3 separate regions of the Homo sapiens genome follow, and all the other regions are linked to region 3. Evidence: chromatin contacts called from ENCODE Hi-C or POLR2A ChIA-PET data. All regions are on one chromosome and are shown on one strand. The core of a region is the stretch at or near the end of the contact, and the rest is flanking DNA. Distances in the headings are between cores, read along the strand shown. Region 1 has its middle 10 kb from the start of LINC00895. Region 2 overlaps TXNRD2 (thioredoxin reductase 2). Region 3 holds the start of SEPT5-GP1BB (SEPT5-GP1BB readthrough).

Evidence for each region. A loop is a pair of places that touch in the nucleus more often than their neighbours do. ChIA-PET counts read pairs that join two places held with the same protein, here RNA polymerase II (POLR2A). Pooled maps may share reads with other maps.
Region 1: a loop to region 3 is called in a pooled map, with 10 times the contacts of the local background. The contact joins the enhancer-like site here to the promoter of SEPT5-GP1BB in region 3. A Hi-C loop is called at or near these places in 5 of 50 pooled maps. POLR2A ChIA-PET finds 5 or more read pairs at or near these places in 2 of 52 experiments (H1 and WTC11).
Region 2: a loop to region 3 is called in a map of naive thymus-derived CD4-positive, alpha-beta T cell, with 2.9 times the contacts of the local background. The contact joins the enhancer-like site here to the promoter of SEPT5-GP1BB in region 3. A Hi-C loop is called at or near these places in 2 of 168 maps with a recorded cell type or tissue (breast epithelium and naive thymus-derived CD4-positive, alpha-beta T cell) and 4 of 50 pooled maps. POLR2A ChIA-PET finds 5 or more read pairs at or near these places in 2 of 52 experiments (H1 and K562).

Annotation. Positions count from the first base shown.
Region 1 is chr22:19,575,160-19,578,792 of GRCh38, forward strand. No RefSeq gene overlaps it. Among named protein-coding and RNA genes, the nearest start is that of LINC00895, 10 kb to the left of the region's middle. Within about 2 kb of position 1,757, at least 11 of the 41 ENCODE cell types and tissues checked have a DNase peak (open chromatin) inside an H3K27ac peak, as active enhancers do.
Region 2 is chr22:19,890,384-19,893,747 of GRCh38, forward strand. The region is part of intron 11 of TXNRD2 (thioredoxin reductase 2); the gene reads right to left. Among named protein-coding and RNA genes, the nearest start is that of RTL10, 37 kb to the left of the region's middle. RefSeq lists enhancers at 173-681, 682-1,190, 1,191-1,698, 1,699-2,207 and silencers at 1,932-2,341, 2,508-2,712. Within about 2 kb of position 1,293, at least 13 of the 41 ENCODE cell types and tissues checked have a DNase peak (open chromatin) inside an H3K27ac peak, as active enhancers do; they include breast epithelium, where a contact is called at or near this core.
Region 3 is chr22:19,715,443-19,718,617 of GRCh38, forward strand. SEPT5-GP1BB (SEPT5-GP1BB readthrough) reads left to right here and starts at 1,778. Exons shown (of 12, transcript NR_037611.1): 1 at 1,778-3,175. All of the region lies in intron 2 of SEPTIN5 (septin 5), which reads left to right. RefSeq lists enhancers at 1,713-2,354, 2,355-2,995 and silencers at 2,411-2,830, 2,841-3,020, 2,997-3,167.

The DNA of each region.
Region 1 (3,633 bases), core at 507-3,006, 140 kb before region 3:
TGCAGGCTGGGCTCCTCCAAGTGGAATTGCTAGGCTAAAGGGCATGTACCTTTTAGAGGTTTTTGTTTGTTTGTTTGTTTGTTTGTTTTTTGAGATGGAGTCTTGCTGTGTCACCCAAGCTGGAGTGCAGTGGCGCGATCTCAGCTCACTGCAACCTCCGCCTCCCGAGTTCAAACAATTCTCCTGCCTCAGCCTCCCAAGTAGCTGGGATTACAGGCATGCGCCAACAAGCCCAGGTGATTTTGTAGTTTTAGTAGAGACAGGGTTTCACCATGTTGGTCAGGCTGGTCTTGAACTCCTCCTGACCTGTAGTGACCCACCCGCCTTGGCCTCCCAAAATGTTGGGATTACAGGCATGAGCCACCACGCCTGCCCAACCTTTTAGAGTTTTAACAGATGTTGCTCCGTGGCCTGAGAATGCCTGTTTCCCCACACTTTCTCCAGCACTAGATTTAACCTAATCTGTTGGGTGAAAAAGGTTGTCTTATTGATGCCTTAATTTACATTCTATCCATGACTTGCAACTTTAAGCATCTTTTAAAATGTTTATTGGTTACAGGCAATCTTCATGAGAACATTGTATCCTCTGTCTGTTTTTCTTTTGGGTTTCCTTTATTTTTCCTTAATGGAGTTGAAACAGTTCTTTGCAGGATCTGGCAGTTGATTGACAGCTTCTTAATTCTAAGAATGCCCCCAACTTAAAAGCAGCCCTGGAGGGTCCCCTTCTTCCGTGTCACCCCCAGTGTCTTGTGTGAGTTGTCACCGGGCCCCACTTGTTTTCCTCTGAAGCATTCTGACAGCTCTGCTCGTGGCCCCTGCGTTTAAGAGACATGCTGGGCCGGGCGCAGTGGCTCACGCCTGTAATCCCAGCACTCTGGGAGGCCGAGATGGGTGGATCACGAGGTCAGGAGATCGAGACCATCCTGCCTAGCATGGTGAAACCCCATCTCTACTAAAAATACAAAAAATTGGCCGGGCATGGTGGCAGGCGCCTGTAGTCCCAGCTCGGGAGGCTGAGGCAGGAGAATGGTGTGAACCTGGGAGATGGAGGTTGCAGTGAGCCGAGACTGCGCCACTGCACTCCAGCCTGGGTGACAGAGAGAGACTCCGTCTCAAAAAAAAAAAAAAAGAGACATGCTGCAGGCCAGGCATGGTGGCTCATGCCTGTAGTCCCAACACTTTGGGAGGCCAAGGCGGGCGGATCACTTGAAGTCGGGAGTTTGAGACCACCCTGGCAAACATGGGGAAACCCCGTCCCTACCAAAAATACAAAACAGCTGGGCGTGGTGCCTGTAATCCCAGTTAACTCGGTAGGCTGAGGCAGGAGAATTGCTTGAACGCAAGAGGTGGAGGTTGCAGTGAGTCAAGATCATGTCACTGCACTCCAGCCTGGACAAGAGTGAGATTCTGTCTCAAAAAAAAAAAAAAAAAGAGAGAGAGAGAGAAACATGCTGCTGCAGAGCACCCCTGCAGTGTTCCCGAGGTGTGAGGTGACAGAGCCCTAGTCTCTGATTCTGTGACAGCTTCAGAGGGTGACACTCTGTGTCGGGCCCAAAAGGGCTCCCCTGGGCTGTCAGTGATGAGCTTCTCTGGTCACCTTTGGGGGGTGCCGTAACCTCACCTCTGTTCAGTTTCTCAGATGGCCAGTCAGGGAAAAGAGTGGCCATCAACATATCATGAAAATGTTCTATTTGAAAATGCAGAGTACAGTTCCTGGGGACACGGGGATCTCCCAGTGCTCGGTGCTTCAAGACCCTGGGCAGTTCATATTAGACAATGTCACAGGAAGGTGTGAGTCATTCTGGGCGGTTGCTAGTGTGCCGTGCCTGTGGGCTTGGTGCTGGGGAGGCCAGGCAGGCTTGGTGGTGGGGAGGCCAGGCGTGGGAGTGATGCTCCTGACTATGCCTTCTCTCCCAGTCACTCCTTTCTGGGTTTTGTTAGGGGAGGGGGTGTCTAGGGCCCAGGCCATCACCAGAAGCTTGGCCCCCTGCTCTTGCTTCTGCCAAACACTCCACAGTTCAGCTGGAAGCGCCCTCAGGGTTGTCCAAGCTGCCTGCAGTTGGTTGTGCCTCCGACTGGCTCTGGCCCCGCCTCCCAGCCTCCGTAGCTGGTTCCTGAGCCCTACTCCTGGGGCCGCCAGCCTCTCCTACTTCCCTCCTCTCTCTCTGCTTGCTTTGCAGCAGCTTTACTGAGATATGATTCACATACCCTACAATTCACCCCTCGGAAGAAGAGTTCTTAGTAGAGTTTTCCATCATTTTTAGTCTGTTCACAGAGTTGTGTAACCATCACCATCCAGTTTAGAATATTTGCATGGCCCCAAAAGAAGCCCAGTACTCATGAATCAGTCACTCCCATTTCCCCCTCACCTACCTCCTCTCTCAGCCTCTCCCAGCCTCTCACAACCACCAGTCTACTTTCTGTCCCTATGGATTTGCCCTTTCTGGACATTTCATGTAAGTGGAATCAGATGGTATGTGGCCACTTGTGTTTAGAGTGGTGAGCAGAGCCCAGGCTGCGGCAGACATCCAGACCAAGGCGGTCTGGGCCAGGTGACAGCCTGGCTAGGGTTTGGCGAGGTCAGTTCCTCCTGCCTCCGTGGGGCCCATGAGCCGCAGTCCCCAGGGATGCATCCGGAGGGCATCAGAGGCAGGACGCCGAGCAAGCTGATACCCAAGGAGTCACAGCCACCCTGGGAGCTTAAAGGGCCGATGCAGGGATTGGGAGGCCGTGGTCTGGGTCAGTTGGGAACTGGGGGTGATCAGGGATGGCCACTCATAGAACCTCTGGATCCTGTAATCTAGAGAGACACGGAACATGAGCTCCCCTGTTGGTGTCTCTCCTGAACCCATTCCCTCAATATAGACACGCTTCTCCTTTGATGTTGTAGACAGTCTGAGATATATTCTACTAATTTTACCAGTTAGGCTTTCCGTGAATTGATGCCTTGTTAAAGTTCTCTAGAGGGTTTTGACATTCATTTTCATTCATTCACATCTTAGGGTGAATTATTTTAATCTAGGTACTTTCTTCCTAACAGAAGAATCAAGTTAATGAAACTGGAAGTCCCTAGTCTCCTTAGATTTCATAATTGGCCTCACAATGTCACAAGAACCCTGATCCTGGCACTCGTCCTATCAGGTGCTGTGCAAGGGAAGCGCTGTGAGTGACAGAGCAAAGCCAGGCATCTTTCAGTCAAGGATTTTCTCTCCAGTTGTGTGCAAGATAAGAAGTGACTGACTCTGTGTAGCCAGGAGGCTGAGGCAGGAGGATGGCTTGAGGCCAGCGGTTTGGGACCAGCCTAGGCAACATAGTAAGACTCGGTCTCTACAAAAAATTTAAAAAATATCCGGGTGTGGTGGTGCGTGCCTGGGGTCCCAGCTGCTGGGAATGCTGAAGCAGGAGGGGATTGCTTGAGCCCAGGAGTTCGAGGCTGCAGTGAGCCATGATTGCACCACTGCACTCCAATCTGTGTGACAGATGAGACCCTGTCTCTTAAAAAAAAAAAAAAACCAAAACCAAAAACAAAAAACCACCTCTCTAGATTATGTTGCTCCTCTGCTCCACACCATGCTGTGGCTTCTGTTCACAGTCAAAGGTCCCAAAGTGGCCATGGCCTGTGCTGCCTGCTGC
Region 2 (3,364 bases), core at 43-2,542, 170 kb after region 3:
AGAGGGGCCTCCGATCCGTGTCACCTGCTCAGGGATGGCCACTCCACCCTGAGAGCATGGAGGCATGTGGATGCCAGGGTCACTGCTGGGCCCATCCCCACCGGGAAGAGCATAGCCACAAACTTGGTTTCACGCAGCTGCAGCAAGGCGCATCCCTGAGAGCAGTCCTGATGGGCCCACCGCAGCCCCCTCGCCCGGGCAGCATCCACACCCACCGCGGCCCCTAAGCCCCAGCTGCACCCACACCAGCACAGAGGGCATCCAGGAGGAGCCGCCCCTTCCCTCTCACCAGGCTTAGGATGCTCCCACCCATCCCCAGCTTGGTTCTTGCTTTCTGCCCTTTCCTGCTGCCTGGCACTCAACAGAGGGACAATCCGCAGGGACTTGTGTAGCTGAGTCTGCGGTGTACGGGAGCCATCAGCCGAGCACAGCTGAGCAAAGACAGTTGCCTGCCGTGTACATGCCAGCAAACAGTGCCTGGGTGGAGAGAGGAGCCCAGGGCTGCAGCCCACCCTGGCAACAGCTCCCCTCCTGGGCACCGCCAGCCCCCATCATCATCTCCTGGGCACCCCAGTCTCTCTGGCTGTGGTCCAGGCACACGTGCCACGTGGGGGAGACTATACAGGGGCAGGCTGTGGGGGTGGCCTCTGTGTGGTGCCAAGAGGAAGCCGGGAAGCCAAGCTCCCATGCTCCATGCATGTTGTGTTTCAGGCTCTGATGCTGGTTTACACACAGGTGGACATCTCTGAGTTATCTAAGATAAAGCCCAAAGAGGAAATAGCTTCAGTGGCTGGGGTAAGATCCAGACGGATTCCTTCCCTGGGTCTCGTCTCACCTGCCATATCACAAGGCCCCAGGCAGACCTGTGGCCACCCTCCCTGGCACTCAGGCACAACAGCTGCCTGGCTGTGGGACCCCCAGGTTTAGCGAGTCCCCTCCTGTGTCTGCTGGCTCTTCTGGCCATGGGCAGGACTCCTGTGGTGCAGGGAGGGATACGCCAGAGCCTTCAGCATCTCACCCTCAAGAGAGGGACAGAGAACCATCCAGAGGGGCTGGGGACGCCAAAGGGGCACATGAAGATCTCAACTTCCAGTTTTTCAGGGCTGCAGTCCAGAGGCAGTCTGTCCCTTCTTTAAAACCAAATCTAAACTTAACTGCACTTAGAAGCCCCTGCACTGGGAGGCGTTTGCTCAGGATGCCCCAGCCTGGCCCTGCTCCCCTAGACAGCCAGGGATTCAGGCCACAACTGGTTAACTCAGCGGGCGAATTCGAGCCCGCAGCAGTGCTGGCTGACTGTCTTCACTCAGCGCTGTAATCGGCACATCTGCAGACAGGAAATCCTCCTCACTGAAGTTCCCAGTCTATTATCTGAGACACCTGGTGTGGGCGGGTGATTCAGAGACAAACAATGAGCGGGGGCCCCCTGCACAGCAATTAACTGCTTTAACTGCTAATATGTTTAATCCACCACGTGGAGATCAAGGCTGCGTCGAGGAAGGGGCTCTGGTCCTCCTCTGCTTCCAGACTGCAGGGCCCACTTCGCAATGCCAATGTCCATGGTCCTCGCCAGCTGCGGCCAGGCGCCAGGCACACGGGCAACGGGCAGGGCCAGCACTCGGCCCCACACGGGAGCTCTGTGCAGCACCTGGGCCCCTTCTGTGTGTGTGTGCACCGGGCACGGAGGCATCCCCCCTTCCTGTCGGAGCCCAGCTTGTGCGGACGTAGTGCACACCCGGTACAGGAAGCAGAGTCGGAGATGTTGGCATTGCCAGCTGTGCCGCCCCTAGGGCGCTTTATTTTAACCTCCCAGAGTGGATCATCCTTTATTGCAAGTAGAAATAAAGCTTGGTTAAAGGCTTATCGTACAAACCAGCAGAAAACGCTCGCAGTTGCTGACCTGGGAAGTGGCTCCTGAATGTTTACAAAACCTGGCTCTGAGCAGCAGCGAAGTCAGCACATGCCCGAGCGGCCCCCAGCAGGCGCGCAGAAGCCGCGCCGCCCTCGGGAAGCAGGGTCAGAGGCCAAGGACTGTGAAAAGCTTCCACCCCCAGCATCAATCATGCCAGGCAGACTGTCTGGGGGATGCTCATTTTGAAAGTACAAAAAAATAAAACAGACTCCTAGCAAGGGAGGATGGGCGTGCAGGCCACGGCAGCTCTGCTGAGTAGGGAGGGGCCTCGCTTGTTGCCTGCCAGGCTGACGCCCCGGCTTTCCGGGGACACAGCCCCCGGCCCATTGGTCTGCTACATCCCTATGGGCTTGGTCGAGGGCTGCCCCTCGGTTCAATGGCAACAGCTCCCTTATGCTGTGGGTGAACGGAGGTGTCAGCAGACAGAGGAGGAGGGCTAGGGCGCGGTGGGAGGGAGAAACTCGCCACCTCCCCTTTAGAGTGGAGTTTATTTGGGAATGACAGTAGGAGGATAAATTTTGAAAGAAAAATAAAGTGGAGTTTAGGATGAGAACCATCAGTACACTCCAGAGTCCAAAATGTTACCTAATCCTTCGTAGTGTTTATCATAATAAACTTACTTAAAATCTACTTTTACAACGTGGCTGAGAACATTGCTCTTGCTGACTGATCACCTCCGGGCCAAGAGCCCTGCGTGCGCTCAGGCATCTCAGGTCCTCCCCGGTCATCACCTCTGCGCTTGTGTCCACTGCACAAAAGTGAAGCCTCAGCCGCTCCAGGCTGGTTTCCTTTCTGATTTCCCATTCCGAGTGACTGCTTCAGAAGTGCATCACCCTATGACACAGCTTGTGCCTCTGGGAGCCCTCCCCCAGGAGACACTGACCCCTGGCCAGCCCCACGCAAGCCCGGTTAGCTGATGGAGGTGGAGGCAGGTGATCTGAGAGGGACCCTGGCTCTGATCTTGGGCTCTCGCAGGGGACAACGGACCAGGCTCAGCACAGAAAGGCCTCGGAGAACTAACAACACTGACTAGGTTGCTCCCGCCTTCAACATGCAAGTTGACAGGGTGATTGGGAAAACTAGGAGCCTAAACTAGACGGCCAGGCACCGAGGTGGGTAGGACATCTGAGCAGGCATGCTGTGTGTGCCGCCACCCACCCTGACGAGGACCCGCAGCCCTCCTTGCGGCGGCCCATCTGCAATGGCCTCCTCTGCAGCAGGCCTGGGACAGAGCAGTGTCTGGGCGATCCCTGTTGGCTCCAGCTGCCCCTTGCCAGTCCCGTCAGACAGCCCCGGCCCAGGCCTGGGCACAGGTATCCCCTGGCTGTGTCCACACTCCCCACACCTGCTCGGCCACTGCCCCATGCAAAACCGGACCTACACCTGACAGAGAGCAAGAAGGTGAGACCAGACTGTGCCCAGCAAGTTGTAGCCAGCCCACGCCTGGCCGGGAAA
Region 3 (3,175 bases), core at 528-3,027:
GTCTAGGCACCTGGGTGAAACCCAGCCGAGCTCAGGGTTAAACAATGCTGTGAGGCCCCTGGGGTGGGGCGGGGGCTGACAACCAGGTGGGCTGGGGGGGCTGGGGAAAGCCTGCTGGTGTCCTCTCTGGCTTGAGCTCAGCCATCTTTGGAGGAAAAAAGAAGAGCCCAATTCTGGCACCAGGGTGGCACTGGCAGCCCCCATCAGGGATGGAGTTTCTCAGGAGCCATGGATGCTGAGTGGAACTCCAGAGTCCTGGCCCAGGGTGCAGCAGGCAGGGCAGGAGGGCGGGCAGGGGGGCCAGGAGCTGGGGGAGTCACTGGCTGACCAGTGCCATTCTCCTGGAAGGGACACACCCCACCCAGAGGTGGATGAGGCTCTCTGGGAGGGGCCCCTTGGGGAGCCAGGCTGGGAGCTGCCTCCCCATCACAGCAGGTCAGACAAAGCCTGAGATGCAGGGACACATGCGTCAGGCTACTGTTTGAGGGAAATGGAAGGAACTGAGGCTGGGAAAGCCAGGAGGCCAGGCCCCTGAGGCTTCTCCTGTGCCTGCAGGTGTCCCCAGCTTGACCCAAGGGCACTCTGAGACCCTGGGCTCCAGCCACTGCTGTTGGGTGCAGCCAGGTTCTCTTGCCCATTACTGCAGGGTGGGGACCCCCTCCTGCTGAGGTGCCCATCGTTTGAGGTCAACCGGGAGTCCACCTCACCCCATCCCAGGCCTCCCAGGCCTCCAAGCCCAGAGGAAGAAGGCACTGTGTGGCCAAGGAAGGGAGCCCCGGAGCAGGAGCCAGGCCAGGTGTCTGGGTGACCAGTGGGTCTGGGGGAGCTGGAAGCACATGGCAGCTTCCCTGCTACCACCGTTGCTGAGCCTCAGCCTGTCCAAGCATTCTTTTTGCTCTTTGAAAGGGGGCTGTAGAGGCATTGGGGGAGTTCCGTCACTACGCTCTGTGCCCCCACCTCCTCACAGGCAGCACCGGTGATCTCTTGGCCCTGGCTGCTGCTCCCAGAGCTGACTCGGGTGATTCTAAGAATGGAAGTGCCAGAGAGGCTCAGGCATTGGGAGGAGATGGGCGCAGCTGTGTCATATGGCTCAGGAAGCCCTGGGAGTATCTTTTGTCACTTGGGGACCAGAGAAAGGGGGTGGCAGGTACGGCCCCTTCCTTGAGGCTCCCCCAGGGAATCCACAGGCCCTGACTGGGCCCCAGTGGGTGGCAGGGCAGGTGGGTTGAACGCTGAGAGTGAGATTCTTGCCCTCCTGACCTGGGCCTCCCCAGAGGCTGTGCCTTACCAATGGGGAAACTGAGGCAGGCAGTCTGAGAGCCACACACTCTGTTAGACACCTCCTAGCCTGAGGCCTAGGCCCAGGGCTGTCTGTCTTCCTGGAGATGCCCTGGGCCTGAGATGCCAGCCTGTCTGGGTGGGTGCTGGGCTTCGAGGTGTGGACCCTCAGTTGGAAACTGGGTGGGACTCAGCCTAGAGGCTTCCTGCAGGTCAGGGCCATGGAAGGCTGGGGCCAGTGAGGAGGCTTTCTGGCAGCAAGGACTGAGGGATGCACTGGTAGAGCTGGGGGGCCTGGAGCTGCCCCCTTTCCCTGGGATGAAAGGCTCTCCTGTTCCCAGCTGTGGGCCTGCCCCTCCTCCCCAGGTGCCAGTGGTCCAGGCCCCACAACAGGACCAGGGCCTGGACAGGAAGTGGAGGAGGTCTCTCAGCCAGGAGAGCCTAAGGGAGGGCTGGTGGCGGGTGGGGTGGGGTGGGGTTGGGGCCTCCAGCTTCTAATGTTCTAATGTGCAGGGGCTTGGCCTGACCAGTCCTACCCTGGAACCTTTCCAGGCCCCATGTCCTGCTCCGCTGGGCTTGCCTGTTGGGATTCTACTGGGGTCATGGAGGTGGGTGGCCCACAGAGCGGAGCTCGGGAGACCCCCGCAGTCCCTGGAGTAGCCACATGGGAGGGAGGCCCGGCTGGCAGGAGCTCCCAGTCCCTCCAATCCTGTGGGTCAGAGCTGGTGAGGATGCTCAGAGGGCAAGGGAATGTCCACAGAAGCACGTGGGAGATGGGTCCCATCCCACCCCCACCCCTGTCTCTGAGGGCAGGGCCACCTGAGGGCTGCAGGGCAGCGCATGGGTGGCCGGCGTTTATTCAGCAGGCTGGCGGGGGCTTCCAAGTTTTGCAGGGACCTCCAGTACTCCGGCAGCCTGCACCCTTCCTTTCCCTTCCCTTCCCTTCTGTCCACCCTAAGCCTCCTAGGGGACAGGCAGGCTGGACTTCAGAAAAGGTGGGCTCTGCCCTCCTCCGGTCCCCCGAATGTCTTGGGAAAGAGTCCACCAAACACACATGCACACACCCGCGCACACGCACATACCCAATGCATGCACACACGTACACACACACGCATACACGCATGTATACACGCGCACACACGCAGGCATTACACACACACACATTACACACACACACCCGCACGGACGCGCACACACAAACGCGCGCACGCACGCACGCACGCACGGGGGAGGTCAGCCCCAAGCAGGGCTGGGGAGGGGTGCAGGGCGCGGCGTGTCTGTGGGCACTTGGGGCGTCGAGACGCCGCCGGGAGGTTTTCGGGCAAGTCTGCGAGAAGACGGCGGGCCCTGAACTGGGCGGGTACCCGCGCTGTTGCGCGTGGGTCCCGGGAGCGGCCTCCGGCGCCCTCTGGCGGGCGGAAGCCGCGCAGCACCTCTTGGGGGCGGGACGCGCGGTGGCTACCGACTCCCGGCCCGCCCCGGCCCGCGTGCAGGACCCGGTCGTCCCCTCCTGCTGTCCTGGAGCCCGGACTGAGGCCCCGGGGGCGCGGCAGGGCTCCCGGTCCACGCGAGCCATGGCCCGACCGCGCCTCGGCTCAGCCCTGCCCTCCGCAGCCGCTTTCGGGTGGCTCCGCCCGCGGCCCAATTTCCAGGCGACCGTTTCCCGGCGACGGCGGGCGGGGCCGTCTCTGCCGCCCCCCGCCGCGCGCTCCGCGGGCGCCTGCGACGCCCCGCCTCTGGCTCGGGTGCGGGAGCGGGGCCTGCCCGGACTGCGACGCCGCCACAGCTTGGGGCCAGTTCGCCCAGTCAGGGGGATGGCTCGGTCGGCCTCGGGGGTCGACGATCCCCCGGGTAGGCGACGTGCCCTGTCCAGGCCTCACTTCCCGCGTCCGCAAAA